Linked DNA regions of Homo sapiens: regions 1 and 3 are each linked to region 2. Evidence: chromatin loops called from intact Hi-C (ENCODE). Cell type or tissue: heart left ventricle. All regions are shown on one strand. Links, peaks and the distances in the headings refer to the core of each region. The heading gives the core; the rest is flanking DNA. Region 1 has its middle 37 kb from the start of DUSP5-DT. Region 2 has its middle 19 kb from the start of SMC3. Region 3 has its middle 51 kb from the start of SMNDC1.

What was found. Peaks named below come from ENCODE experiments on the same cell type or tissue, not always from the same donor. Only the 100,000 strongest peaks of a DNase experiment are listed, where the experiment ranks them.
Region 1: a loop joins it to region 2, with 2.4 times the contacts of the local background. A loop is called at or near these places in 5 of 110 quality-filtered maps.
Region 3: a loop joins it to region 2, with 10 times the contacts of the local background. A loop is called at or near these places in 73 of 110 quality-filtered maps.

What each region holds. Positions count from the first base shown.
Region 1 is chr10:110,454,208-110,464,396 of GRCh38, forward strand. No RefSeq gene overlaps it. Among named protein-coding and RNA genes, the nearest start is that of DUSP5-DT, 37 kb to the right of the region's middle. RefSeq lists enhancers at 1,497-1,566, 4,431-4,480, 5,750-6,949, 6,751-6,840, 6,911-6,990 and 2 more. In heart left ventricle, for the core only: no CTCF peak of the experiment used is centred there; DNase peaks (open chromatin) are centred at 4,569, 6,065 and 6,386; H3K27ac peaks cover 2,097 bases.
Region 2 is chr10:110,543,349-110,553,537 of GRCh38, forward strand. It overlaps the pseudogene RPL7P35. Among named protein-coding and RNA genes, the nearest start is that of SMC3, 19 kb to the right of the region's middle. RefSeq lists an enhancer at 10,111-10,189. In heart left ventricle, for the core only: CTCF peaks have their summits at 4,006 (motif pointing left) and 4,213; no DNase peak of the experiment used is centred there; H3K27ac peaks cover 1,443 bases.
Region 3 is chr10:110,350,438-110,360,626 of GRCh38, forward strand. No RefSeq gene overlaps it. Among named protein-coding and RNA genes, the nearest start is that of SMNDC1, 51 kb to the left of the region's middle. RefSeq lists enhancers at 4,111-4,200, 5,031-5,080, 6,131-6,590, 6,182-7,381, 6,951-7,050 and 1 more. In heart left ventricle, for the core only: a CTCF peak has its summit at 4,057 (motif pointing right); a DNase peak (open chromatin) is centred at 4,084; H3K27me3 peaks cover 304 bases.

The DNA of each region.
Region 1 (10,189 bases), core at 1,280-9,279, 89 kb before region 2:
TGGGCAACACAGTGAGATAGCCCTTCAAAAAACAAAAAAATTAAGAAGGCTAGTAGTCCTAGCTACTCAGAAGGCTAAGGCAAGAGGATCACTTGAACCCAGGAGGTTGAGGCTGCAGTAAGCTATGATCATGCCAGTGCACTCCAGCCCGATGACAGAGCAAGACTCCGTCCATAAAAACAAACAAACAAAAACAGACGGGGAAATGAAGACACAGAGAGGTTAAGTACCTTGCCACAGACACACAACTAGTGAGTAAGTGTGGCAGCAGTGGTAATTTTCTTTGACTATCCCATATGCTTTCCTTTATACCTACCCTCTTCCTGGGAGGCTGGGCTATGACTAGTTCTAGCCAAAGAAATATGAACGGAAGTAATGTCTGTCACTTCCAAACTGAGGCAGTGAAAAGTCTCCAGGCACAATTCTCCAGTCTCTTCTTTCCCCTGGCATGGAGGAGATATGCAGGCAGTGCAGCTGCAAGATAATGGTGCCTCCAACCACCTAGATCCCTAAGTGACCATGTGGAGCAGAGCCCCCACTGTCCTGCATGGGGCATGGGGCATGTGGAAGAAACAAATGGTTACTGTGTTCATCACAATTTTTAGGGTTATCTATCACCATGAGTCTACTAGCCCATCCTGACTAACACATTAGTGGAATTAAGGCTCAAACCCCGCTCTGTCTTAACTGTGGATTCTAAGGTTCAACCTTTAGAGCTTCTGGGTATGTATCTCACCTAGTAATGGTCACAAATATCAGGACAAATTGGGCCTCTTCTCTCCTTCCCCAGCACCCTCAAGCATGGAAGGGACATATCTCATAGAGCCTTTGGGTATCTTTAAGCCTTTATTAGTGTTCCTACTCTCCATCCATTTGGTTCTGGTGAAGCCCATGACCCAGCCTGGCCAATCAGAGAACTGAATCCTTCTAACCTCAGCAACTAGTCCCAAGACTCCAGTTGGTGCAGACAGGGCAAATCCCGGGACTTGTGTAGGATTTACCAGGAAAAGAAGGGCGGTCTCTTCTGCTTATCCTTAATGGGGTATGAACTGATAGCCATTCTGCCACCCTGTGGGAACTAAATGTGAAACCAATATAAGGTGAGCTAAAAGACCAAGAGTAGGTAGAACCATTTGAACCACCGAATTTAGCTGTGTCTGAGCCCAGCTCTACTCAAAACTATCTGTTATTGATCAAGGCAGTCTGAATAGAACTTTTCTGTCACTTGGAACCAAAAGAATTCAGAGTGGTCTCCCCTTGTACCTTCTGTCTGCTGTGTGTTCCAGATTGGGGCAGAAGAGAGATGTCTTGGCACCTGGGTAACCGGGAGCAGGGGGCACCATGCATAGTCACAGAGAAGTATGGAAGAGATGGTGGGCTTGGACACAGCAGGGTTGAGGTGCTGGAAGGGTGCCCACGTGGAGCTGCTCAGCAGGCTGGCAGGAAGTGTGTGTGCAGGTCTGGAGGGTGCAGAAGCCTCTGACCCAGACACAGGAGGTGGCAGCTGAGTGTGTGGGAGGACATGAGATCATGGAGGGGTGACAAGAAAGAAGACAGAGAATGGAGACCAGAACCTTGGTAAGCAGGAATCTTGCCACAGTGGTAGAGTTAGGAGTGAAGGGCATTCAAGGGGCGGAAGATGTGTGTGGCCTGGGGAAAGCTCCTGAGCCACTCTCCCTCAGTTTCTTTCTCTGTGAAATGGGTTCACAGTGTATACCTGTGCTGTGTTGTAGTGAGGATGGAGAACACATATTGAGCTCTTATCTGAGTGCCCAGAGCTCAACAAACATAAACTGGTATCAGCTATTGGGAGAAGAGAGACAGAATGCCCAGGGTGAATGTGGAAGAGAGTTCTCAGAGTTGCTTCCTTCCTAAAATTCTCCAGCCACTGCACTCACAGTCTGCTGTGCTGAAACTGCCAGTTGCCACCTTGCTCTCTCCACACCCTGGAAGCTCCTTGAATAGGAGCTGGGGCTCATTCCCTTTGTATCCAAGAGCTGGCACAGTGCCTGGCACAGAGCATGCACTGCATGAGTGCTTGTCAATCATTAGAGGAAGGAAAGGACTCACCCCAGTGCAGACATCTGCAGAGATGGAGGAAGAGAGAGGCCTGAGAAGGGGTTATTGGATTTGTTCATCAGAAGTCCCTAGTGACTGTTGGCAGTTGGGCGTTGAGGGGTTAACAGGGATCCAGAGCTGCTCCAGGTGTCCCTGTCCCCTCCACAAGTCACTCCCCACCACCACCTGCCCCCCCAGCAGGTGAAAGAAATTGGGGGAAAGGGAGGATCGGGCTGATTCCTCAATGAGTTTTCTAATGGACAGGCTCCCTCTCTTTCTCTCTCTCAGGCCCAGACTCGCCAACTCTGCCACCCCCTCAATTTGGCAGGGGCTCTTATCTCAGAAGCTGCTGGAAGAATTTGGCATTTTGACCCTATTTCATCACTCCTAGGGCAGTCTGGCAGACAAAGATGCTCCACACAGCAGCTGAGCTCATTCACAGAAGCACCGCACACACACAAGGCCCCTCCAAAGTGAGTCCCCCTCCCCCAGTGACCTGCATCTTTATGACACCTGCGCAGGCCTAAGGCACAGTGCTGCAGGGTGGATCTGACATGAGTTGGGGGTGGAGGTCTGGACTAGAACTCTGCCTCTCCTGGATCCTGGCCTTGCACAACTTCACTTGCCCTGAGGCCTGACATTGCATCCTTGGGGTTTAAGTCACCTGGGCTGGGAGTGCTCAGTTAAGATGAAAATGCCCCCAGGGTGAAACACAGTCACTGCAGGGAAAAAAGATAAGTCCCACAGCTGAGTCCCTTTGAACCCACACAACTGGGATTTGCTGGAGGGCAAGATGCAGAAAGGGAATGGAGTGGAAAAGTACTGCAGAAACCTTTCCTTTCTTCACACTTTGGAATTCCACCTTTCTTTCCTTCAGTAAACATTTACTGGGTGCCAATTCCACACCAGTTGCTTAGCCAGGTGCCAGGGGCACCTAGTCTGTTCAATCCAGTCCCTTGAGGTGTGAGGTGAGATTGTGTATTAATGCCTGAGAACTACAGAGGTTGGAAAGGAGTCATGGGGAAGCCGAGGGACTGGAGGGTCCTGCCCCTGCCTTCCCAACCTCCAGCCACAGCCTTGCTAGCCCACAGTAAGCTGTGATCATACCACTGAACTCCAGCCTGGGCAACAGAGTGAGACCCAGTCTCTAAGAAAAAGAAAAAAAAATGGTGAGGGGTGAGGAGAGGCTGAGGGGGCACGGAAGGGTCAGAGCTCAGAGTCCCAGGCAGGCCAACACCTGGTGAGAGGGACTTGAAAGGACCTGCTCACGCCTCTCAACCCTCCAGTCCCTGAGGAGTAGGAGGTGACTGGGGGGCCTCCCGGGTACCTTCTCATTGAGGCAATCACAGTCTTCCAGTGCAAAGCATCTCATCAGCCTCACTCCTAAGAGAAGGATTTTCCCTCTTCCCTGTCCCCAGGTGGTTCCCATGGATGCTCCTCTCCTCGCCTCCACACAGGAGAGGAATGAACCTTGTTCCCAGCTGGAACCCCTCTCTGGATTCCAGGTGAACCTCGGAAGGCACAGTTAATGCCCTTCACCTAGATCATTGGTTCTGAAAGTGAGGTGGGAGGATCCATCATATCAGATACCTGGACGCTTATTAGAAAAGTAAATCTTAGAAAAGTAAAGGGGTGGTCCAACACACCATTTCAACGAGCCCCCAATTGATTCTGATGCCATCCGCCTGGGAACCACTGGTCGGGAGAACAATTCAGCTAGAATTTTCTGGGTGCCTGGGTGTGGAGTGGGGAGAGGGGAAAAGGAGCATCCCCGTGGCCTGGCTGGTGGCAGCAGGTGGGCTTCTCCGGAAGAAGGAGCTGGTCTGCTTCAGGGCCTGGGGCCTGCCCCTCCCTCGGGCTGGGGATGCTCGTGGTGAGCAGGTGCAGTGGGGAGAGATAGACCGTGGTTTTCAGGAACTTCTTGAAGGGATCTGAAACTCCCAGAACATCAAGAGCCTTTCTTTGAGAAGATTTTAATTTAACACACAATTATCACTTGAATCCACTTTCATTGGAAACATTCAAGCCACACCAAAACAGAGGTAGCAACAAGGAAAAGTCCTTCCTTGATGCCCTCAATGCTAGATCCTGTCCAGAAGCAGCCACTGGTACCTGCTTGATGTTTACCCTTCAGGACCTTTGGGGACATTTATATGTACACACAAAAGGACAGAGTCTGGGTGCTTTTACATAAAGAGGCTAATGGGAGGAGGTTATGCTGGGCAACTCCCTACTTCCTCCCTTTAATAACACATCTGAGAACCTCTGCTTTAAATGCCCGGAGATCCAGCATCAGGCTCTGGGCCTCTTTTCAACAATATCTGGAGGGCGGTGGTTACAGGGGCAAGAAAAAAAACATTTTAACACCACAGCAGAGCACCCCACCCTTTTCCTGAATACCTCCACCACCCGCTTTCCATTGCCTACCCTATGACTGCACACACAAACACTGACGCTGGTCTGATTTAAGGAAACCCTTCCCAGTCCTCGCCCAGCATGGCAACCCCTGACCTCACAGGCAGCACAGTGCTGAAGCACTGGGGCCTCCTTTTGCTCCAGACAGAAATTCCTTGGCCCGGAGAAGGCCCTCTCTGGAGTCCCAGGACAAATGGGCATTGGAAGGGCTGTGTCACCACTGAGAGCTGTGCGTGTTTGCATGTACATTTACCCTGGGCGGGAGTTCAGAGCTTTCCTTTCGATTCCCAAAGGCCTCTGATACTCTGTACAGGATAAAAACCAAGTTGTACATTGATTGCGTCTTAATGGGTTTTCTAATTTACAGTCGAATGCTTGGGAGTCAGCCAGCTCTTGGGAAAATGGTGGCCTCACCTTCCCCAAAAGCTCAGGCCCGGGTACAGGGTGTCCTCTCTCTAAATGGCAGAGCAAGAGGGAGGAAAAGCTGAAGATGAGAGAAAGAATGAGGCAGATGGGCAACCCAAGTGTCCTGGGTGGAACAGTATCCCCCCAACATTCATGTCCTTCCCCAAACCTCAGAATGTGACCTCATGTGGAAATAGGGCATTGCAGATGTGATTAATTTGAGGTTATACTGAGTGGGGTGGGCCCTTAATCCAGTATGACTGGAGTCCTTATAAGAAGAGAGGAGATGCCCGACACGGTGGCTCACACCTGTAATCCCAGCACTTTGGGAGGCCAAGGTGGGTGCATCATGAGGTCAGGAGATCAAGACCATCCTGGCTAACACAGTGAAACCTCGTCTCTACTAAAAATACAAAAAATTAGCCAGGCATGGGGGCGGGCGCCTGTAGTCCCAGCTACTTGGGAGGCCGAGACAGGAGAATCATTTGAACCCGGGAGGCGGAGGTTGCAGTGAGCCGAGATCATGCCACTGCACTTCAGCCTGGGCGATAGAGCGAGACTCTATCTAAAAAAAAAAAAAAAGAGAGAGAGAGAGAGAGAGAGAGAGGAGAACGGATGCAGAAGACACCGAGGGGAGAACGCCAGTGAAGATGGAGGCAGAGACAGGAGTGATACCTCTACAAGCAGGGAATGCACAGGGTTGCCGGCAACCACCGGAAGCCAGGAGCATGGCCTGGAACAGCCCCTCCGTCAGGACCTCTGGCAGGAGACTTGCTGACACCTTGCGTTCAATGCTGGCCCCAGAACTGTGAGAGAAGACATCTCTGTTTTAAGCCACTCACTTGGTTAGTGGTACTTTGTCACAGGAACCCCAGGAAATGCATACACCAAGGTAGGGGTGGCAAAAAGCAGAGCTCAGCCATGGCTTCTGGGGAGACCCTGGAGCCCCCACAGAGTCCCCAGCACTCAGCGCCTGAAAGGGCCAGGTCCCTTTGGGTCAAAGAGTCTGCCCTGTGCTCACTCAGCTGTGCAGGCAGCTCCCAGCTCAGAGAGAGAGTTCCCTAATAAACAGGCAAACCAAACCCATGTTCCCTCCAGGCCCTCGAGTCACCTGCCACTTGGCAATGAGAGGACGTCAGCCCAGTTCCTGGCTGGTGGCTCTGACAGGCGCCCATCTGCTCCGGAAGTGTCCGGCCTGGATAAACAGAGCCAGGCTCTGCCTCCCACGGCTGACCCAGCCAGGTCAAGCGGAAGCCCAGGGCCTCAGGCCTCAGGTCTCCCAGGGCTCACTTTCCACACTGACCTGGTCACAGCTGGCTACCCCAGCAGGAATGGGCATCCCTGGAAAATGGCTGTGAAGACGGGGGGAAGGAAGAGTTGGGGACCTACCTCCCAGGCCACTTCCCTGGATCTCTGCTGGGCCCAGGGTCACTGCCCCTCCCATCTGCCCCCCTCCTCACTCACGCCCACATGAAGCCATCTGCCACCCTCGCCCCCTGGCAGGCACCACAGCCTCATGACTCAGCGCCCAGCCCAGAGCTGCTCTGTGGGTGGCCACTCCGGAACCTTGCAGAGAGGGAGGTGCTGGGAAGGGGGTTTGAGCGGGGGTGGGTGGAGGCAGAAGACACGTGCAGACCCCAGGTGGCTGTTCACGGAGCACCAAGCCCTGACAGCACTGCCTTCATCCGGTTTTGCAGGCAACAACCTCTCCAGCAGAGGTGTTGCCTAAAATACCACGGCCCAATTGAAATGCACCTGATCAGTTCCATTTTTCCCTCCAGGTTTCCCCACCTGTTCTCGAGGTCCTGATCCCAGGCCACGCTGGGACCCTTTCTCCAGTTCCATCTTTGCTTCTTCCTGTGCCTTCCCCACCTTCTTGCAGCCCCTGGAACACATCCCTGGAACAGCTTATTCACCCCCACACAACCTTGAGTAGATAAAGGCCCACAAAGGTATTAGAGACTTCGTGTCATCCTTTGAGCAAGGGGCTTGACCCCAAGTGCCCACCCCAAAACGCCTGTGGTAATGGTGACACCATAGGTGCCATTCTGGGGAAGGGAGAGAGTGAGGGTGGAGGATGTCATCCCCATAGTGGCAGGGCAAGAGACAGGTCCCCGCCCCAGGCATCTTGGGCAGGTGGCTCCAGGTTCCGTTCTGAGTCAGGCGTTTTTTACACCTGCTGCTTTCGCTCAAGGTGGCTCGGCACCTGGAAGATCAGGATTTGAGGCCAGGCTCCAACCCTGAGGGTGAGGATAGGGCCCGAGTGGGAGCTGTGTTTCCTCTGTTGTTGCTGAGACCCATCCAGAAGTTCACTGCCCCTCTAGAGCCTCTCAGGCCAGAAGGGAGATGTAGCCACTTGGCCTCATAGCTGAAGAGAGGTCCTCAGGATTTGGCCCTGGTTCTGTCCCTTCCCAGGTAGCCCCCTGTGGGGTCAGATTCTCCTGGAGAGCCAGGCAAGGGTGCCCCTACTTCTTCCCAGCCCTGTTCCTTCCTAACCAAGTCTGTGGTCTCCTGTCATTTCTTAATGGTTATTTTAACTGCTGGGAACCTCAAGGAAACAGGCACTGCCTAACAAAAATAAAGAATCCTGGGAAATTTCAAGACACTTCAAAATTCTAGCAGGAAGAGCCCAACCACATTTGAATCCCAGTTCTGCAGTTATGTGTGAACCTGAGCAAGACACCCTCTCCGTGGCTGGGTTTCCTCAATTCTATGATAACAAGGGTACCTGCCCCAAAGGACTGTTATGATGCTGAAATGAGGCAGAGAATTGTGAAAAGGCACAACTTGAGATAGTCCGTTTCCTTTATAGAAATGGACACAGTTCAGTAACAGCAATAATTAATAATAATCACTGCGACCGTTCCTTTACATGTGCTGTGTTGACATGAGCGTCAAGCATTGTGTGGAGGGTTTCAGCTGCACTAACCTCCCTAAAGTCTGTGTACTTTGATCCAGTCTTTCTTTCCACACTCTATTTCAGGAGACAGTTCAACTCTCCCAGAGGAACCCCTTTCCCGCATTTACACCCTCCCTTTCCCGCTAGGCATTGGGCTATTTTCCAGGCCAACCCCTTCCCCCGACTCCAGGGAGCATCTCCCAGGAACTTGCGCTGCTTCCCAGAGCAGGAAGGTGGGCAGAAAACAGCCCCAGCTGGAAAATCAGAGTACATGTTTCCGTACAACTTCTTCAGAATGATAGACTTCTAGAACAAACAAAAAGCTCCATTCAGGAGCCGCTCTCTATTTTGCCCTGGTACTCCCAGCCTGCCCCACTGCACAGCTGCAGAAAATGTGATTTTCCTGAGGCCACACAGAGAGTAAGCAGCAAAGATTCCAGCAACATGTGGCACTTGCAATGCATGTACTGCATCCATTCACTTAGTAAACACCTGCGGTGCTGACGTTATGCTCCACAGATGATCGATACCAAAAAGGCCCATGTGCTCAGGGCATTGACATTCAATGGAGAGGGCTCAGAGCCCAAACAAATCAACAAGGCAATCGCCAAGACTGAGAAATGCCATGAAGAAAATGCATCCTGGTGGTGTGGGACGGAGGGATAGGTGGATTCAGGGGAGGGAGGCTTCTCTTTACCTAGAGTAGTCAGAGAGGCCTCTCTGAAAGGTGACACTGAGCTGAGAACTGAACCATGAGACACAGCTCAGGGAGGTCTTGGGGAACGGGCGTCATGCTAGGGGAACAGCGAACGCAAAGGTCCTGGTGCAGGAATGTGTTTGTTCTCTTCGAGGAACAGGGCAATCAGTACAGTTGGAGCAGAGCAGATGAGGAGAGGTGGGAGAGGCAAGGAAGACAGCCTCGTAGCCACAGTAATGGGCTTGGATTGGATCCTAACAGCGACGGGCTAGGAGGGTTTCAGGTAGGGCAATGACCATTATGCCTTATGGCCTAGAAAGATCACTCTGGCGGCTGGGAATGGCTCAAAGGGGGCAAGCAGTTCCAAGGAAGCTGTGGTGGCCTGGACCACTGCGCCAGCTGTGAGGTGCAGGGAGGTGAGAGGCAAAGACCTTCAACCTAACGCACCTGAAGCACTTAGCACCGAGCCTGACACCCACTGAATTATGAGTGATGGCCCCTCCAGAGATGGGGCCTGAGGAGGAGGTGCTGGGGGCTAGATGCGGCCACAGGTAGCAGTGACAGGGGCTGGGGAGACTGCCTTTCCTGGGCTTAAGACTACAGGCAGCCTCCAGAGGTAGCAAGTGGCGGCCGACTCTGTGGAGCCCACATCCTACTTTGGTCCTCTGAAGCCTGTGTCATCTTCCCATTCTTCAAAGGTCATTCTCAGAGCCACTCTCTGTGACATAGAAGCATTCTAGAAATAAAAACTTGCCAGTAATTAGAATGGAAGTAGCTTACATACTTTTTATATTCCAAAATTGTGTTTAAATTACACAAACGCATAAAAATTTCAAGTGCAAGAGCACACAGTGAAAAATAATTCTCCCTCCACCTCTGCCCTCCCTCCCTGGAAAAAATTCTGTTTTCTACACATTCTTTTTCCAGAAATATTCTCAGCACACACACACACACACACACACACACACACACACACACACACACACACACACAATTACATCCTATTTTTAAACATAAAGATAAGATCACATATATACTGTCTTGTACCCTTTTTCACACACACAAAAATATTTCTTGAAGATCATGTCATATCAGTCCATGGATCACAATCTCATTCTTTTTAGTGGGTACCTAGTATACCATAGAATAGCTGTGTTAGAGAGGAAAGTGGGCATTTAGATGGCTTCCGGGATTAACCACTGTAAGGAATGTCACAGACAACCTCCCCATATGTAGTCTTTGGTATTTTCATTGCACAAATTCCTAGAAGTGGAATTAATGGTTCAAAAGATAAATAACAATTTTTGTTTTCACAAATACTGACAAATTGCTCTTGGGAACAGTTGGATTAATTCACCCTGACCCCCACCGCCAGCTGACTCTGAGGGCATGCCCTTCACAATGTCAGCATAGGCATGGTCCAAATGTTTCATCGTTGCCAGTCTCATGACACCTTACAATATTTTTTTTTTGAGGCAGAGTCTTGCTCTGTCACCCAGGCTGAAGTACAGTGGCTTGATCTTAGCTCACTGCAACCTCCCACTCCTAGGTTCAAGTGATCCTCCTACCTTAGCCTCCCGAGTAGCTGGAAATACAGGCACACGTCTCCACGCCTGGTAATTTTTATTTTTGTATTTTTGGTAGAGACGGGATTCCGCCGTGTTGCCCAGGTTGGTCTCAAACTCCTGAGCTCAAGCAATCCTCCCACCTTGGCC
Region 2 (10,189 bases), core at 842-8,841:
TTATTCTAAGTAATCAACAAGAATGGGAATAATGAAACAGGAAATGAATGTGTTAGTTTATAAGCCAATTCCTTGAGTCCAGCAGCAACAAGATTACTGCTGCTGCACTACTGTTCTCTCCTGATGGATGAGGCAAGTTGAGACCACTGCATAAGCAAAAGGTTGCTCAGAACGTAGAAAGACCACAAAGGGACGTGGGAATTATTTAGAGGGAGGCTAGTGGTATAGTAAAAAGAGGGTGGTCAGATGACATTGGTTGGAAATCATGGCTCCAGTACTTACTATGTGACTTTGGGCAAGTTACCTAAAAGTCTGTGTCAGTTTCTCCACAAATAAAATGGGCACCATAACACCTAACTCACACAGCTGTTTTAAAGAGTAAATGAGATAACGTATGGAAAAGTCCAGGCACAAACTAGATATCACCAAATGCTCACTTCCTTTTAATTATTTTTATAGATAATTTTCAACTGCAAGGTGATACATCACGTTAATTACTGAATATGGAAAATGTTTGATAAGCCAAAAGGAAAAAACTGAAATCTCCCACAATTCCATCAGCCAGAGATAACTGTTAGTAGCATTGGTGGACTGGGGAGAAGAGCATTTTATCAAGGCTCAAAGTAGGAAATTTGGTCCTTGGGACAAATAGCAGGAAATGAGAGCTCAGATCAAAGGAAGGGCACCCCGGAGGAAGGAGATGTGGTACAAGCAAAGGCATTGGTCACTCATGTGCCTTGGCTCACTGGCCTGTGTCACTCCAACCTCTGCTTCTGTCGTCACCTCTATTTTCCCAACTCCCCTGTCTTCTTCTTTCCCTTATCAGGACTCTTGTGATTACGCTGGGCCACTCCAGATGATCCAGGATAATCTCCCCATCTCAAAATCCTGAACTGAATCAGTTTTGTCATGTAAGGTTTCATATTCATAGGTTCTAGGAATTAGGGTGTGGACATTTGGGGGATTATTATTCTGCCCACCTCACCTGGGCAAGCCACTTTCTCTGGCCTGAGTTTCCTTATCTGCAGACCATGAGTCTCTGACACAAAACTCTTCACGATCCCTTCCAGGTTTTGCTGGTGGAAATATTTTGAGTGAAATCCAGGGGGACTGAGGTATAGAAACTGTACTCAATTTCTTATGGGTTTCCTTACTTCCTCCTCTAGAACTATACTCTCTCCTCTGAATGCTACCAATGTCATTTGTATGTAAGCTTTTATTTTATTTATTTATTTATTTATTTATTTATTTATTTATTTATTGAGATGGAGTCTCGCTCTGTCGCCCAGGCTGGAGTGCAGTGGTGTGATCTTGGCTCACTGCAAGCTCTGCCTGCCAGGTTCACGCCATTCTTCTGCCTCAGCCTCCAGAGTAACTGGGACTACAGGTGCCCGTCACCACGCCTGGCTAATTTTTCTGTATTTTTAGTAGAGATGGGGTTTCACCGTGTTAGCCAGGGTGGTCTCGATCTCCTGACCTAGTGATCCGCCCGCCTCGGCCTCCCAAAGTGCTGGGATTACAGGCATGAGCCACCGAATCCGGCCTGTATGTAAGCTTTTATTCATTGAAGGAGCCTGCATAGAGTGCTTACTATGTGCCAGGCCCTGTTCTAAGCAGATATGAAACCACTGAACTTTCCCTAATAGCCCTATGAACCAAGTGCTATTGCTATCCTTATTTTATAGAGGCACAGAGAGGTTAAGTATATCTTGCACAAGATCACAGAGTGGCAGGACTGAGGTCAAACTTCAGCTGTCTGGCTCCAGAATCTGTATTCTTAACCACTGGCCACCCAGCATCTCATCAAAGCCCTTGACCACAGTCATGAGGCTATTGCTTAAGTCTCTTCTCCTAGACTGTGGGCAGCTCAAGAGCAGGAGTCTTGTCTAACTCTGTGAATCCCAGCTCTGATAACAGCCTAGTACACAAATAAACCAAAATATAAGCATACTACTTATCTACTTGAGAGCCTCTTGATTAGGGCCATGATTGCAGGACATAATAATAAACATTTATGGGACACTTCAAAAGAAAACATAATCCTCATGCCAGCACTGGGAAGGAGGTACTATTATGATCTTCATTTTACAGACTAGGAAACTGCAGCAGAAAGAAAAAAGCTAAGTAATGTGCCCAAGGTCAGGAACTGGATTTGAGTTGAGAGCTGCTTGACTTCCAAGCTTGCATTGTGAAGGTGAGCATGAACTCCTTGAGGGCTGCAATTTTAAAGTTAGAACCAAGTTTGACTCTGGACAACCACAGAGAGGAACAAAAAAATGAACATTTTACTGGACAATGCAATATGCCAGGTTCTGGTGCCAGGTGCTTAACATAACTCAGGTAGTCCTCAGAACAACCTGGTTGTTCCGTTTCACAGATGAGAAAACGGAGGTTTAGAGAGACTAAGTGAGTTTCCCAAAGTCTACTGGGAGAGCCAAAACTGGGTATAATTCCACAATTCATCAACTTTCCACTATTACTAAGCTGCTGGGCCTCAGTTCTCTCATTTGAAAAGATGGAGTCCAGCTCAGCTTTTTTTTTTTTTAAACAACATTAAGTGTGTGCTTATTGTGTGCCAGGCACTGTGCTAAGAACTTCACATTTATTATGTAATTTCATCCTCATAACATTCCCTGAGGTGCTATATACTATTAGTATTATTTCTACTTTACAAATAGAGAAACTGAGGCTCAGACAGACATATGTTGTTACACAGCGACTCTGAGGCCCAGCCCGAGTTTAACTGAAGCTTGTTAGAATCATAAGCCAGACTCTTGCCTATTTTCCTGTGCGGCCTCCAGCAGTCTCTGGCAGCCTTTGGAGTGAGGACATCCTGTGTTCCTCCAGAATCAGAACAAGGCTGGGATGGACGTGGGATGAGTTCCTCAGTGCGTGGGCCTCTCTTCCTTTGGATTTCAAAGACTCACTTCAGTGAAGTCCTGTCAAAGTCAAAAGGTGACATTGAATGGACAGTCGGCCCAGGCTCAGAGTCCAGTCCTGGCACCTCAAGGGCTTGGCTATTTCCTCTGATCCTGTTGTCAAGGCAACCTTGGATCCCTTTGTGGTTCTGTGGTTATTCTCCCTCTTGTGTCCTTGTCTTCCTACGGTTTCAAGAGAATACTTTAGAGACAGCGGCTCCAAATGGCCTACTTGTCACTGATTGAAGGAGATGCTGACTTGAGATAAAAACAGTTCCTAGGACCCTTCAAGGCCTCAACTAGAAAAGGCAATTCTCTGTAAACACGTTGAGGGCAGAGGTTGTCTGTCTTATCATAGCTGTACCCCAGCACCTCACAGGATGCCTGGAACAGAGTAGGTGCTCAGTTAACATTAAGCAAATACATGAATGAATGAATGAATGAACTGATTATGCAAACGAGCTCCCTAAGCTTTTCAGGGGTTGAAAAACTGGGGCAGAGTGATGGGCTAAGATATGTGGCAGAACTAAGAATAAAAGTGCATGTGTGTGTGTGAGTGTGGGTCCCACGGCAAAGGCTCCACAACCCCTGTGATGCATTGGCCTGTGTACCTCCACCTCTCCTCTCCACGTCTTGTGAGCTAGAGCTGTTGGTTGGGTATAGACAGTTCCTGCCCACGCCAGGCTAAAGAAGCAATCTCTCTCTCTTTCTCTTCCTCCCACCCCCGTAAATTGTGGCAAAATACACATAACACAAAATTTACCATCTTAAGCATTTTTAAACGTATGTTGATGTTATTATGCAACTAATCTCCAGGACTCTTCATCATGCAAAGCTATCTCTTTAATCTTGTGTCCATCCCAATTTTACCTACTATTTTGAATTTTAGCTACAAATAGACCCTGGGTTTTGACCTCTGTATTGAGTCTTAGTGTGTTACAGGACAGTATTGGCGACCAACAAATGTTCACTGGGTAATTGATCTTACTCTGTGTTTTATTTTTTTCCTGCGTGCTTCAATTTCTCGGTTTACAAGCAATTTTGGCTTTGTGATGCATCCCACAATTACAAGAACTTCTTCACCGCCCTCTAGTGGTAAAGATGAAGATGTGACACTCAGAATAACCATTCGCCTTTCCTGCTGATGTTGAACATGGCCCCTTTTTTTCTGATAACTCGCTGGACTTTATATAATCCAAAATTGTGATTGCTCCAAAGTTGGCAGTTCATCCTCACTTTACAGATAAAGTTGACCTGTAGAACAGTGCTTCTCAAATTGGCTGGCGAAGAACCAGTTTTTAAAAGAATTTTAATCTGCAAACCAATCCATTGTACAATAAAAATGAATTATTAATACTGGACACATTACATTAAAAAACAAAGATATACAAAATTGAACCAAATTTTATTATCATATTCAACAGACAAAATTGCATTTCAATAAATATAATCAGAATAAACATAACGGGAAAAATAATTGCAAAATCTGTACATGTTTATTGAATGTGTGTATTATATGATTAATATATAAATTGCTATTGCATTTATAATTTTTGTTGTTCTGCAATTATAACTAAATGAAAAATTTTGAGTAAAATAGTGTTTCTCTACTTTGAATGAACACCATGCATATAAATATTGAGCATTCTTAATGGACAAATACACAAGTTATGGCTTGCCAACCTATCTAACCCAGCCAGAATGGACTATAATGCTACTTGCAAAGTAGAATGTGTGATGAGATTGCTTCTATTTTTGTTGTTGTTGTTGTTGTAATTTAATAAAGAATAATTATTTTATTTATTTGTTTACTTATTTATTTATTTTAGAAATGGGATCTCACTGTGTCACTGAGGCTGGAGTGCAGTGGCAAGATCATAGCTCACTGAAGCCTCCTGGGCTCAAGCGATCCTCCCGCCTCAGGACTGCCCCCCTCCGCCACCCCCATCCCCTGCCTGTAGCTAGGAAGGACTGCAGGCACGTACCACAGCACCTGGCTTCTATATTTTGTTTTAATAAGAGGTTAGTGGAGAACCAGTCTCACAGAGCTTTGTTAACGGGAAAGGAAAAAGAGATTTTAAGACAATTTTAGGAAGCTCAGGATTTCCATCTTTCACTTTTATTCAAAATGAAGCAAATGATTCTGTATTTTCAAAATTCGTCAATTATTCAATTGCCAGTTCCAACAGTTTATCCTGTAGAGTTAAATTGTCTTTCAATGAAAGCAACAGATTATGGATCTATGAATTTCCCATGCACGAATCTTCTTTTGATGGAAATAAAATGTAAATGTCCCATAACTTGTTTGACCATAACATTTTACAGATATGCAATATCAAGATTATCACTAACATCACTGATAATTGTTGCTAAACTATGGGGCATGTTGTAACAGTCTCTGGATATTCTGTTCTTCCAAGCTTCTGTCATTTTTGCCCTTCAATCTTCTTTGCCATTGAAAATCATGCTGCATTTTTTCTCCCTGCTTAGAAGTAGTAAAAGCATTTAAAATGCCAAAAATATCACACAAAGAAGCATGCCTATTGTCCCAAACCACATTGGGACCTTATAAAGATGTTTGTTTTACTTTCTAGGAACACTAAGAGTTTGTTTCACAGTCAAACATTCCTAATAGTACTTTTCTCTTCAGTAAGCATCGTATCTCACCTACAACAGTTGTTTATGATCAGCTTCCATATGAACACATATTATAATAAAGAGAATAATCTCGAATTTCATGCATTATCCTTTGCATAACTATTTTTTTGCTATGTAACTACACAACTAGACACTGTTTAATTCAGCTAACATTTTTTCATTGTAAAACTTTCCTGATTAAAAAAAGCAGTGCATTGATTTACATTCTTCAAACTTAGTATGCTTTTCTGTCAATGAAGCTGCACATTAAAGCATCTTCCTACAGCAGTCTTAAACCACATTCCTTGACAGTGTAATCCTTTATAGTTTTATACATTTAGGACTAGTTGTGCTTGTCATCAATGAAACTGAAAAAAATTCTTCCACTATGTTTGAATTGCATATATACTACATTAATTGTCATTTTAGCAGTATGTGGGCATTCAATAACTTGCAATGAAAACGACTTTGCTAGCCGTGTATCTGTGAGTTAATCTGCCATGTCATTAGCTAGTTACTGAATTCGTCTAGTTATGAAAAACGACATTTGAGTTACTTTATTTGCCACAGTCACCCATAATTTCAAAGATCTTTGATACAGTCTTGTGCTAAAGTCTTCTTTTTTAAATTTTCGCATCCCCAAATGCTGCTTTATAAGATGCTCATACATTACTAATGTTTATATGTGAAATATTGAACATCTGTTCTTATGAGTTTTTTAAATTCAACATTCTTTCAAGGTATTCTTTAGGTTTTGAATTTACTTCTTTTGTTTTCTATGTAAATGCTACATAAGGTTGATGGTCTTATGAGCTTTATTAGCTAGCATATCTCTACAAATAACATACTATAGTTTTAGAATATTAGTGTCAATTATGGCTACAAAACTGAACTCAATATGTGAGGAATTATACTTCTGAGTAAAACTAGTACAAACTCTTTTCGTAGTAGTTTAATTTCCTTGGAATCACTTCCATAGACATCATCTGTTTTACTATTGGTGCTGCTGTGCATTAGCAAAGGTGTGTCTTTTCTTGATGAAAACAAGTCTAGTGAAGTTTGCTTTGTCACCTCTAAATTACAGTTAAAAATTATTATGAAAGTCTGCTTCCTAATTTAGCTAATATTTTTGTTATTTATTTTTTCAATTTGAAAGCAATCACTGTTTATTAACTGATCAGATTACAGAAATAATTGTGGCACACACCATAGTTCATCCTTCTAAGGAGCTTTTTGATCTGGTTGTCCCTGTTGCCAGCATCTCCACCTTCTACAAAATAGGTGGTCTTTTCCTTCATTCCTCCTCATGGAGAAGATAATTTGAAAGGCCTGAGGAAGTTATTTGCTTCTTTGAAGCATTTTCCAACAGCACAGACCTCATGAATCAGATCCTCTGCACAGATGATTCCATATTTACCAAGAGATCAAGCCATCAAAGTGTTATCTGTCAAGACAATTTGCTTCATATTGATTTTGCTGTAACCACACTTGGAGACTAGTTCATTTACTGAATTCAGGTTCGGAGACTCTCATGCAATATATGGTTCTACAATCCTCAGCATGTAAATTGAAGCACTGTTGAACTTAACAAAGTTTCTGATGAAGATCTGACAAGGCAAAGAAGCTGCCACACCTTTCGGACCCTTGGGCTGCCACCACTGAGACCTCTGATCCTAATGATCAATGCCAATTTGGGTTCTGCAGGTACACAGAAGTTGCCAGCTTTTCTTGCCATTCTAGCCATTCATATCTCAGTTCTATACATCTGTCTATATTCCTAGTGATAGTGTTTAGCTTCTTCATAGATAAGCTTCCTTCCTTCCTTTCGAAGCATCCTTTGGGCAAACTTTTTTCTCTGGCACTTGATCTTCAGCTCTGCAAAATGCCTTCACTTTTACTTAAAGGTTTCTGGCACAGCAGGAGCCTTCTTTTTCTTCTCTTCAACACTCTCCCTGGTTCCACCCAGAAAACTGAAGATTTTAAAATTATAAACTAAAAAAAATTAGTTTTTACAAAAACATTATATGTAATAAGTAAAAACAACAAAATATCAAAAGAAATAAATGCTTTTGTTTTCTCAGATTTTTACATGCCTTTGGCTTTCAGTTGACCGACTAACCTTAAAGTACCACACACTGTAGCATGGTCCTGCTGCCACACAGCTCATGGCCAGCACCTGAACTGGTCTATCCCTTGTTCAGTGAGACAGGTTCCCTAATGCACTTGAATGTAAAACTGCTATAAAGGTTTCTAAATGCCTGCTTTCAATTAGGTACTGCTCTCCTCATGAACTGGTAACAAACAGTTTGTGGACTACAGGGTTCTATGGAGCACAATTTGAATAGTGCTGACAAGAAGACCTAAGTGGTGAGTAAGTGCTGGATCACCTTTCTCTTAGTCTAATGCCCTCTTCATTTCCTATTTTAATTCAGTTTTTTCATCTATCAAATGGGCTTTTGTAAAGATTAAATGAGATTACTCATGTGAAGTGTTTAGCATAGAGCCTCGTACAGAGTAGATGCTATGACTATTATCACTAACTCACTAGTGTAAGGTAGGCTGATGACTTCCCAGACACGGATTCCCAGCCTTCACTATCTTCCTCAGGACCAAGCCTGGGGGAGAGGGACAAGTGCATCATCAGCATTCAATGAGCATAGACACCCCCCAGTGCTCTCCTTTCTCAATCCTTTCCCATTTGAGGAGCTTCCATCTGAGATCCTTATCTATGGGTCCGCATATCACACCACTCTGGGAATTGTGCACCCAGGAGCTATGCAGTGCAGTCTACACAGTCATACACAGCAGCACTGTCTTGATTAGCCAGAGTCAAGCCTTGGCACTGAAACACAGTCTTTCCTTCCAAATAGTAGAACCACCAGCTTTCTTCCCAGGGAAGTTATTATGGTGACCGCAAAACCAGCTTAGATGATATAATCAGGACCCTCACTGTCTATCCTTTATCCCCTTAACAAAGCAGTTCAGAAGGAGCTGTAACCTTGGACATTATCTGCAGATAGCAGAGATTTTATTTCATGACTTCCAACTCTTTAGCTCAATGCATTTCTATAGCTAATGTTCACCTGGATATCTGGCCCAGGGCTGATAAGTTCTGTGTGGCTTCCTTTTCTGGGATGTACAAATGCAGGGATGAAGGCAAATTCAGTGCCCTGGGCAACAAAAGGCAAGGTCAGGTAGGTATAAATTTCAAAGCACTTAAACATGTCTTTCTTCCTTTTCTGCAGAACCATAATTACCACTTTGTCAAAAATGAAAAATAACCAACAAATGTATAAGTCACTATGTAATTCCAAGGGACTGTATGATATACCTTAGACTAGCCAACAGTCTAACCTTTAAGGTGTGTGAAATCCAGGTGAGGAGACAAGACAAAAGTATGAGGAAGCATTCAAAAGCACTGGTAGTCTAAAGAACAGCAAAGGAAGGGCTACACACAAGCCCTCAGCACAACAGGCTGTGGATACTTTCATGCATGTTAACAGACTCCCTGCCCAAGTGCTATGCCACCTACCTGATTTTCTGCCTCCATTCCTTCTCTGAGGCCAAGGAAATCGGCACAGCCAAGCAGAGGTGCAATGACCTCTGAGGGCAACCTCCAGTCATTGGGAGATGAGAACTGGTGGACGAGAGCCTCTGTGTCCCTGTGCTTTGGTGGGACAATTCTGAAGTATTTATATGGTTTGGCTGTGTCCCCACCCAAATCTCATCTTGAATTGTAGCTCCCATAATTCCCATGTGTTATGGGAGGGACCTGGTGGGAGATAATTGAATCATGGGGGGTGGTTTCCCCCATACTGTTCTCACGGTAGTAAGTCTCACGAGATCTGATGATTTTACAAGGGGCTTCCCCTTTTGCTTGGCTGTCATTCTCTCTTGTCTGCCGCCATGTAAGACATGCCTTTTGCCTTCCACCATGATTGTAAGGACTCCCCAACCATGTGGAACTGTGAGTCCATTAAACTTCTTTTTCTTTATAAATTACCCAGTCTTGGGTATATCTTTGTCAGCAGCGTGAAAATGGATGAATACAGGTATGCTATTGACATTTCCTCAGAAGTTTCCCAGTGGGCTTGATTCTCAGTGTTCATACTTCTAACTGGTTCAACAGAGCATAAGTTATTGGCTTTTCTCTCTTCGCTGTCTTACTCTTCCTACTCCATCACTTCTGTTCCCTGGGATCTCCTCCCATTTAAACCACCGGCACCCAAATCCTGACGTCAGGCTTCATTTGTGGAGGAAACTAAAATAAAGTCCATGGGCAGATGCTGAGTAACCTGCACATTTCAGATCCCTTTCGATTATTATTATTACTATTATTATTATTATTATTATTATTGAGACGGAGATTCACTCTTGCTGCTCAGGCTGAGGTGCAATGGTGTGATCTTAGCTCACCGCAACCTCTGCCTCCCGGGTCCAGTGATTCTCCTGCCTCAGCCTTCTGAATAGCTGGGATTACAGGTGCCCACGACCACACCTGGCTAATTTTTTGTATTTTTGGTAGAGACAGGGGTTTCACCATGTCGACCAGGCTGGTCTTGAACTCCTGACCTCAGGTGATATGCCCGCCTCGGCCTCCCAAAGTGCTGGGATTACAGGTGTGAGCCACCGCG
Region 3 (10,189 bases), core at 880-8,879, 190 kb before region 2:
GGACCATTTTTGTTTTGTTCGCCAATGTATAATATCCATCATCTAGGATAGTAGCTGGCACATAGGAGGTGCTCAATAAACATTTGCTGAGTTAACGAATCCCATTTTTTTTGTTTGTCTTGTTTCATGTATGCAATTTAGTTGCTCAATTAGACTACAAGCTTTTCAAAGCCTGACCCTGTTTCTATAACTTGTGAAGTTCTTGTCCATGGATTAAGGTCATCATCATAGCCCATGATAGTAGTCATTATGTAGGATTAGGTAATATTGAGCATCTCTGCTAATGCTTTTCTGGAAAGCAATTTGACAGTACAAACCAAGAGCCTTAAAATTGTCCACACCCCTTGATCTGGGAACAGCACTTCTATGAATCCATCCTAAGGAAATGAACTGAGATGCCATCAATATTAATAAAACAAGAGTGGCTGCAATTTACTAAGCTCTTACTTGTGCCAAACATTCTGCCGCTGGCCACTTTACATATCTTCTTTCACCTGATCCTCCAAGTTACCTCACCAGGCAAGCATTATAATCTCCATTCTACAAATGAGAAAACTGAGGCTCAGAAAAGAAACTTGACTAAGGTCACATTCTTGGTAAATGACAGAGTCAGAATTTGATCTGGGAATATAAGACTTCAAAGCCCACGCAATGCATTCTTCTTATAATGGTGAAAACTATGAACAACCTAACTGCCAAACAAGAGGAAAATGAATTAATTATAATATATCCACAACATGGAATGTTATTGGCCATGAAAATAGTGGTTTTGGTTGGATGTGGAGCCTCATGCCTGTAATCCCAGTATTTTGGGAGGCTGAGTCAGGAGGATCACTTGAGCCCAGGAGTTCAAGACCAGCCTGGGCAACATAGCAAGACCCTGTCTTTACAAATAATTTTAAAAATTAGCTGGAGGTGGTGGCATGTATCTATTGTCTCAGATACTCAGGAGTTTGAGGCAGGAGGATCACCTGAGCCCAGGAGGTTGAGGCTGCAGTGAGTGGTGATCATGTCACCACACTCCAGCCTCGGTGACAGACTGAGAACCTGTCTCAAAATAATAATAATAATGCTTTTGGAAGACTGCTCAATGACATAGGAAATATTTAGGTAAAAAGTTAGGTAGAAGTAATAAGATACTGTGGTAGGTTTAATAGTGGCACCTAAAAGATCTGTCGACAAATCCTGGAAACCTGTGAATGTGACCTTATTTGGAAAAAGGGTCTTTGCAGATGTATGTAATTAAATCAAGGATCTTGAGATAAGACATCCTAGATTACACAGGCAGGTCCTAAAACAAAAACAAATGTCCCTCTAAGAGACCGAAAGAGGGAAAGACAGAAGTGTAGAAGGCGACGTGGAGATGGAACAAAGATTGGAGCGATGTGGCTATAAGTCAAGGAATGCTAGCAACCACAAGAAGCCAGAAGAGGCAAGAAATAGATTCTCCCCTAGATCCTTTGGAGGGAGCATGTCCATGCCAACACCTTGCTTTCAGACTTCTCGTCTCCAGAACTCTGAAAGAATAAATTTCTATTGCTTTAAGTTACCCAGTTTGTGGTTATCTGTCACATAGTCTCAGTTAACAAGCCCAGATTTGTAGATGCCTTAGTCTTGTCATTGTAGTCCAGACCCATTGCAATATGACTCTGACCTACAGCTCAAGTAGATAAGCTTTCTGGGGAACCTGCCTCAGAAATGCTGTCCTTTCTCCTCAGGCCTGTGTCCCTCGAGTTCTCCATCCAGCCAAGGAGATACATAGGCACTTACCTATTTATCTGATACAAAAACCTGTACTTAATACCACCATTGGGATTTGGTTCAGTCAACACTGACTGCGTACCAAGCACTGGGCTGGGCACTGGGGACACCGTGCAGATGTACTTCCACTGGGTAGTGCTTTCAAGTTTGCAAGTCACATCCGTATGCATTTCTCTATTGGACGTTCAAACTGCCTTATTAGGTAAGTAAGACAAAAGAATCTTAAATCTATTTTGCAGATGGGTAAACTGAGGCTCCAGAGATCGTAAGTGCTTTGTTCAAAGTCATGCAGCAGGGCCAGAGCTTAATCCACATTTCTTGCATATTCTTTCCATGGTACTAAGCTCCCTCTAAGCCCAGTGATTTTGAAGTCCAGGGAGGGAAAGTACAAGTAGGTAGGCTCTTAGAAGAGGTAGGAATTGAGCAGTTGTTTTGTAAAATGAGTTGCAATAGGTCAGAAATTAACAAAGTGGATTAAATCTGACCCACCTCCTGCTTTTGTATTAAAAAAGGTTTCTTAGAACATAGCCTTGCTCACTCATTTACATGTTGTCACACTATGGCTGCAGAGTTGAGTGGCTGGGATAGAAACTGTGATCTGCAAAGTCTAAAATATTTATTATTTGACCCTTTACAGTAAAACCTGCAAATCCCTGCAGTAGATGGTGTCATGCGTGGGGCAGGAGCTTGTGGGGGTGGGAGGGGTGAATGCCTACCAGATAAGGAAATTCACAGCTCCTGGTTAAAAGTAACATTCAATTCCTTGGAGTGACTATTTTTGTAGTCTTAACAATAGCAAACACTTAACACGGTGCTCATTGTGTGCCAGGAAGTATTTTAAGTGCTTTACACATAACAATGCTTAATTATTAATTATTATTATTATCATCCCCATTTTAGAGGTGAGGAAGTAGGCACACAGAGAGATCAAGAAGTATGCTGGAGCTCACACAGCTAGCAAGGGGCAGAGCCAAGGTTCGATGCTGGGCAATCCATGCCAGAGACTGTGTGCAGAGTCCCCCCAGTTTAGCAGCTCATATCCTTAGGAACCCTGGGTATTCATCAATTCATTCAACAAGAATGTATGGAGCTCTGCCGCAATAAACACCCAGTGCTAGATTCTGTAAAAAGTGCCAGCTGTTTCTTTCCACGTGCATATTTCCTTACCATTTTCCTGACAGCCCCAGACACCCTGATGTGTGATGCCTGCCGCTCACCTGGGAGCAGAAACGTTATTCTCAGGATGGTGACTGTTTTGATGCACTGGCCTTGGGAGGTCAGGGAAGCTATGACAGAGCAAAGGCTTTTCCGGAACATAGACAAAGTGCTGAAGCCACGATGCAGTGATCTAAGGCATAGTCAGCGTTGAGTAAGGCAGGGAGGGAGGCTGCTGGGCACTGTCATGACGCTGAGAGACTCGTCACTTAGCCATGAGGACGTCTCGCTTCTACTGAGGCTGTGGCTCTGCTGAAAGCCACATCGTGATTAACTAGAGAGGATGAGAATGCTGGGTGTACCCTCCCCCTCCCCCAACCTCACCCCCAAGAGCACCAGTCAGTTGTATTCAGCTGTGTAATTATCCTATCATAGTTTATTTCCTATCTTCCTGCAGAGGTGATTGGTGCAAGAAAATTAAGTATGTGGCATCTTGTCAGGAGACAGAAAATTTCATACTGATTATTTCATCTAAGGTTGGGAGAGGGAAGGAGGCTGCTCTGCTGCAGTGTGTTTCAGAGGAAGCAAGGGGCAGGCTGGAGCAGGCACCCACCTGCTGGGATGAACTCACCTGGCCCTGGCCCCCCCGCCCATCCCTGGGTATCTGTGGTCAGATCTGGCTCCTAGTTGCTGGGGGGGTGGATGAGACAAGGGCGGGGTGAGAAACTGTTAAGGTGAATTTGGCTACAGTTGGTAACAGTGCTCTCCTTCTACAGCCCCTGCTCCCCGGGCAGCAAGCCTGGGAGGAGAGAAACTGAGGTACAACTGAGGTTGTACCTCAGGCTTCTTTATCACATAAATCCTTCCCCTCCCCACCCCAGCAACCCAACACTGAGAAGAAACAGAGGAAGAAGAAAGAATACTTGATCAGGGCTCCCTGGCCCTTAGTAGGGAGGTAGTCACACACACATGACAGATGGCGATCTGTCACGGAGTCATGGGTGTCAAGTTGAAAAAAAGAAAAAGAATACACTCTACCCTACACTAAATGGAATGAAAGGGAAAATACGGAGTATGAACGACAGGCTGTTCCCTCAAGACAGCTCCATTATCTGGAGGCGAGTCCAGCGGACAGGAGAGGGCGCTGTTTCAGAGCTTCTTCCTCATTACTGATGTGTGCAGCCCTCAGAGGATGCCCATCTCAGCCATCTACTCACGACCTTGGCTGACAGCCCCTGGCATGACCGCTGGTGAGCCAGCCAACTGGGAATTTGAGGGAGCCTCACAACTCAGAGACAGGCTCTTGAGAAAAGGAGGGAGCATCCAGAACCCACTTTAAAGATACACAGAGGAGCCCTGGAGGTCTGCGCCTGCTTGGCTGGTGGCTCCGCTCTGAGGATCTGGGCCCATTCACTGCACTGACCACCTGCTCATCTACCGTTTGTGCCTACAGGCTAAAGGCTTAAGCAAGCTCCCAGTTGCACTCAGGCCTGGACAGGATTTCAGGAATGAGTGGCCCAGCGGGCATTTATTCCTATGCCCTGATCCAAACCTCCAGATGCCACCATTTGTTTAAATCAGCAAGGGATGGGAGACAGCCTCCACATGCCAGGCCAAAGGCACCAAGGACCTAGGCCCTGCTCACACAGAGCTTAAGGTCTCACAGAAGCACATGGACCTGAAACAAATAAATACAAAACTGTAAGTGATTCTATATGCCATGAAAAAGAAGAGCCAGGTGCCAAGGGGGGGGGGGTGGTACCAGGAGATCTAAGTTTGTTGGGGCTCAGAGGAAGCATCCAGACAGCTGTGCAGCTTTGGGGTCGCGGGGCGGGGGGGATGCTGAGGCTGGGGGAGGGAGAAGCTGTGCAGGAAGAAGCAGTCACACCTGCAAAGCACACAGCTTGGGGCACCAAGCGGACCCCAAACCAAGGTGGGTAGGAAGGGAGAGAGCGAAGCGAGAGGACAGGGCCTCAGCTAGGGCCCAATCAGATTTGACTTTTTCTGGGATTTCCCCAGGCCCCAGGTCTCCAGCTACCAAACAGAGCAGCCCAAGTTCTTTCTCAGGAGCTTTGCATATTATTTGCTTACAACTTCTCTTGCTTTCTCTCTCTCTCCTTTATGTTTCTTATTGCATTTATACTCACATGTTGTGGGAGTCTTTTTTTCCTGTCTGTGTTTGTATTTCAAAGCCATCATCCTGCCCTCCCTGAGCTGCACTAGGCAAAAATATGTGTCCAGGATAGACGAAAAGACATAAGAAAGACCCTCTGAGGGGACCTAACTTGGGGTCTCCTTCCCCTGAAGACCCCACTCCCTGTCCAGTGCTGAAGGCATAACTGTTACAATAGAGAAAAGGAGGCAGTCAAGAGCTGGATCCGAGTCCAGTTGGGTGACCTTGCACAAGTTGCTCACCCCTTTGGGATTTGTTGCCTCATCTGTGAAATGAGTGGACCGCACTAGGTAACCGGTTCCCTATCTGGGATCTGCAGATAGGCTTTAGGGAATCTAAGAATCCCTAAAACTGTAGGTAAAATTTGGTAGACTTGAGTAGACATTGTTCTGGGGGAGGTTCCATAACTCTCATTCAATTCTCAAAGGCAACCAAGACCCCAAAAATGTTAGGAACACCTGCCCTGGGTGATGTCCACCAGCCCACAGCTTTCAGAAGCCTCATCCGAGGTGCTCTTACCATAAAGATGAAGAGACACAAGCTTCCGTTGCCCAAGAGAGCAGGGAGACTCTGGGAGTGTTCTAGGCAGGGAAAGGAAGGCAGGTGACAAACAGGAAGCATTGCTGTGTGCGCATTTCTGGTAAACTGCCTACATAGATTGCTGAAGGAAGGGGCCAATCTGTAGGGTGTCAGCAATTTGCTGTGATTCCCCACCCCCTCCTCCTAGGTAAATACCCACTTTTGTACTTAATTTTGTTTTCATACTTTTGTATTCTTTTTATTAAGGAGTGTCCCAAATTGTAAGTCTTTGGGCCCCACACAACATAGATACACTCCTGGGTCCTGAATATAACCAAGGCTGAGATGGCCTGATAGGCACAAGCACTGTCCGGACCTGCGGCCGTCAGGTGCCCGGCACACCCCACATAGGTGCACAGGTGCTGCTCCGACTGGGTGGCTCTCCTTGTCGCCATCCTGGTTTCTGCTTCCTTTCCTTTCCTTTTCCCCTTCCCTTCCCTTTTCTTTTTTCCTTTAATGTGGATTTCAGAAGTGGGGTGAAAATGACCTCAGTGAATAGCCCAGCTCCCTGGGACAGTGGCCTGGTATTTTTGACGTGGGAGTGGCGTCTGCTCTGACTCAACCTGGACCGGCCCAGGGACAACACCTCCTTCGGAGTAGCCGCTTTGTTTCGTTTCGAGCAGCCCAGCTGCGTTCTGCATGACCGAATTGGACACCTCTCACTTCCTCTGAGAATGGAACTTGGTGTTTAGATGACGTGCAAGCCAAGTCAGTTGTGTAAAATAGCACAACTCCACCTTTGGTCTCCCATCCCAACCCCCAAGGCCTAAAAAAAGAAAAGAAACAGAAAAAAGCAACACCTGAGAGGAACTGGGCTTCAAACAAGTAAAGACTTTTATAAGCGCAGCAAGTGCCTCCCTCTGGACTGGAGAGGGGCCGAGGGGGGCTCCCGAGACCTGTAGGAATGTCGGATCAATGCCGTCCTAGCTGTGTGACCTGGGCCAGTTTATTTAACATCTCTGAGCCCCTGGTTTTTCATCCTCACAGAGACAATGACGTTCGTGTTTCTGTGAGACATAAGCGGTGTAGCACCTGGCAGGCACTGATGAATTGTTCTCCTCCTCCCAGGAGCCCTGCTATAGGGTCGAGCTACTGAGGCACCTTCCCAGTGCTGGAAATGCTTCCTGTGGACACCTTCCCCCACCCCAAAGGAAGGATTGGGTCAATGGTCTTAAGCTCCAGCCCATGCGGGGGTGGTCAAGCCTTCAAAGTGGAGGGAAACCCAGGCTCCAGGTGAGCCCCAGGAGTCTCAGCTCCGGAATCTGGCAAGAAATACGGGGGACAGATGTTTTGGTCTCTGAGCCCATTTCCTTCCTGCTCATAGGCTCTCCTGTGACACGTCGATGAACAAATCCTCCAGGAATTATGCTCCTTTGAAGTTCTTGGCCGAGTAAAAGTAAGCAAAAATGAAAATATCTGTAAGTCACGTGAGGCGATGTCGGTTTGTATCGTCTGACTCAACAGCAGTGTTTCTGCTGGGGCACACTCACACGGGCGAAGGCGTGGGGCTGTCCTCCCACAGGCTGGTTTGCCTGAAGACAGCTGAAGATAAACAGGCAGCCTGAAGAACTAGAAGTCAGAGAGCCGGAGCCCACGCTTCCAGGCTGTGTGAATTTCAGCAAGTCACGGACGCCCTCTGGGCCTCAGTTTCCTGTTTGGGGAGGACTTTTATTCTCACCTTGGAGAGATGGCTTGAGGGTTAAGCGAACACCATCCGTCCTAGCACCTAGCACGTCACAGGTGCTCACTGCATGTCCATTGCCTCCCCTTTTTCTTTTTTCTCAGCCCCTTCTCTCTGAGAACAAAGTAGCCCATCCCCTGGGTCCCACCAGCCAGACTGAGCCACGTCCTGAGGCCTCCCTCTGCCTCACTGCCACACTTGGCGCCACAGAGGCCTGAGCCTCCTATTGCCCGAGTGCCTTGCTGCCCAGGTCAACCCTCACCATCGCTCATCCTGAGCCTTCTAATGCCCGAGTGCCTTGCTGCCCAGGTCAACCCTCACCATCGCTCATCTCTGCTCTGGACTCACAGCCACCTCCTGTCCAAATTGGTTCTCCTGCCTCCACTCTTGCCCTCTCCCAGCCACGCTCCCCGGGCCACTGCCACCTTTCTAAGCACGTGCTGGCCTTCATGGACCTCTGGGATCAGCCCCTGTGCCCCTCTCCAGCCCCCTCTCTCCCAACCTCACTCTTGGGCTCTGGTGAATCCAAACCATGTCCTGTTGCCCTCATGGGTCAGCCTCTGTCCCTCTGTTCCCCCACTCACTGTCAACAACTCAGATTTCAAGGCTTGGTTTAAGCACCACTTCCTTTTGGAGTCTTTTTTTTTACCACCATAGTGACCCCTCAGCCCTGCCACTCCTAGTTTCAGTCCCTCCTGGTCACCTGACTCCGTGTCTGTGGCACCTGGAGCACTTGGTGCTGAGAGCTAACACAGAGACAGAACAGGCTGCAGACCAGCCCTGTTCCAAATGGCTCTTTTCATGTTAACTCATTTAATCCTCACAAAATTGCCCTATGAGGTGGGTGCAGTTATCAAAATTTTTACAGGAAGCTGGGGCACAGAGAGGTTCAGTGACTTGCCAGTGACCACACAGCTACTAGGTGGCAAGACCCTTAGACCTTAGGGTGGTTTTGTGCTCCTAGGCATGATGCTATTCCACCGATTCATGGACTTTGTCTGCTTTGTCTATATGCCTGCCCCTCTCCCTTACACCATGAGCTCGCCTAGGGCCCTTCCCATTTGGGTACCTGCAGACCAAGAGTGAGGTCAGGTCCACAACAGGGGCCACTAAAAGTCCCCCAACTGAAGGATCCAGCCTCTACGTGGCTGCCCATCATAACAGGGAGGCTCCAAGAGTCTGCATTCTACCAGGAGAGACACCAGGCAGAAAGGTCAACTGAGTCCCCACCCCCACCCCAGGTGACTTCCTCAAAAGGCAGAGAAGGAGCAGGAGGGGAGCAGCTTTGCATATGGAAGAGGGGAAGCCTGTCCCTAGGTCGTTCTCGTGAAAGAACCAGAGTTCTGTCTTCAAGGGCTTCGTGCAAGGCCTGAGTGGATGAGGGTTCCCATCAGCCTCCATGCTCTACTGCCCTCTCCAGCACTCCATCTGCCAAAGATGGGCAGGAGTGCAGTTGATGCTTCTTATTACACTCTATGTTACCATCAGGTTAAGTTTGTCTTGCAAGCCTGAGGTCTGAAAGCCTGGAATGCCTTACCAGCCTGCCTGAGTAATGTCTCCCTCTAGTTTTGAAGTTTCTGCCAAGGAGGAATGTCACTGGAATGCAGCCTCTACTAACACCTGGGCAGCTGTCCCTCAGTCATGAGGCTGGCCCGGCTGGCTCATCTGGTGAATGATGTGGCTGCCAGGCGTGGGGCTGAGGGCCCCTGGTGAATTGGCCACACTCTCCCAATGGGCATGTCTCCAAGACAGGCGGCCCAGGTTAAGAACACCATCTGCAGCTAGGAACAATGATAACAACAATAGCAAGAATGAACAGCAGGTTTGCCTTGATGAAGCACATCCTATAAGTCAGGCTCTGAGCAAAGCACAACCTATGCAGGATCTAATTCAATCATCCAGGCAACCTAATAAGATATTAACATCCCCACTTTACAGATGAGAAACCGGGGGCTCGAAGATTGAGGGACTTGACCAAGGCTACACAGAGGTGGAACCTGTTCTTCTAACCACTGGGTTCCACTGCCTCATGGAAATGGAGTGAAGCTGATCCTAAGCCCACACAGTGATTTAGAGCAGCAGGTTTAATCTGTACAAATGACTGATTGTATTTGAGTGTGGTTGCCAGTAACCAGCAGAAGGATTCTCCTCCACCCGGGTTCCAGGTAGAAAACCAAATGGGGGCCGGGCGCGGTGGTTCACGCCTGTAATCCCAGCACTTTGGGAGGCCAAGGCGGGCGGATCACGAGGTCAGGAGATCGAGACCGTCCTCGCTAACACGGTGAAACCCCGTCTCTACTAAAAATACAAAAAATTAGCCGGGCGTGGTGGCAGGCTCCTGCAGTCCCAGCTACTCGGGAGGCTGAGGCAGGAGAATGGAGGGAACACGGGAAGCAGAGCTTGCAGTGAGCCAAGCCACTGCACTCCAGCCTGGGCGACAAAGTGAGACTCCATCTCAAAAAAGAAAAGAAAAGAAAAGAAAAGAAAAGAAAACCTTATGGGAAGGAATGGGCCACTCCTTGCCTGCCCCTCCCAGCCTCTCCATTCCAACCCACTTTCCTCTCCCACATTTTCTTTCTTTCTTTCTTTCTTTCTTTCTTTCTTTCTTTCTTTCTTTCTTTCTTTCTTTCTTTTCTTTTCTTTTCTTTTCTTTTCTTTTCTTTTTTTGGAGACAGTCTCGCTTTGCTGCCCAGGCTGGAGTTGAGTGGTGCGAACTTGACTCGTTGTAACCTCCACCTCCCAGGTTCAAGCTATTCTCCTGCCTCAGCCTCCCAAGTAGCTGGGACTACAGGTGTGCACCACAATGCCTGGCTAATTTTGTATTTTTAGTGGAGATGGAG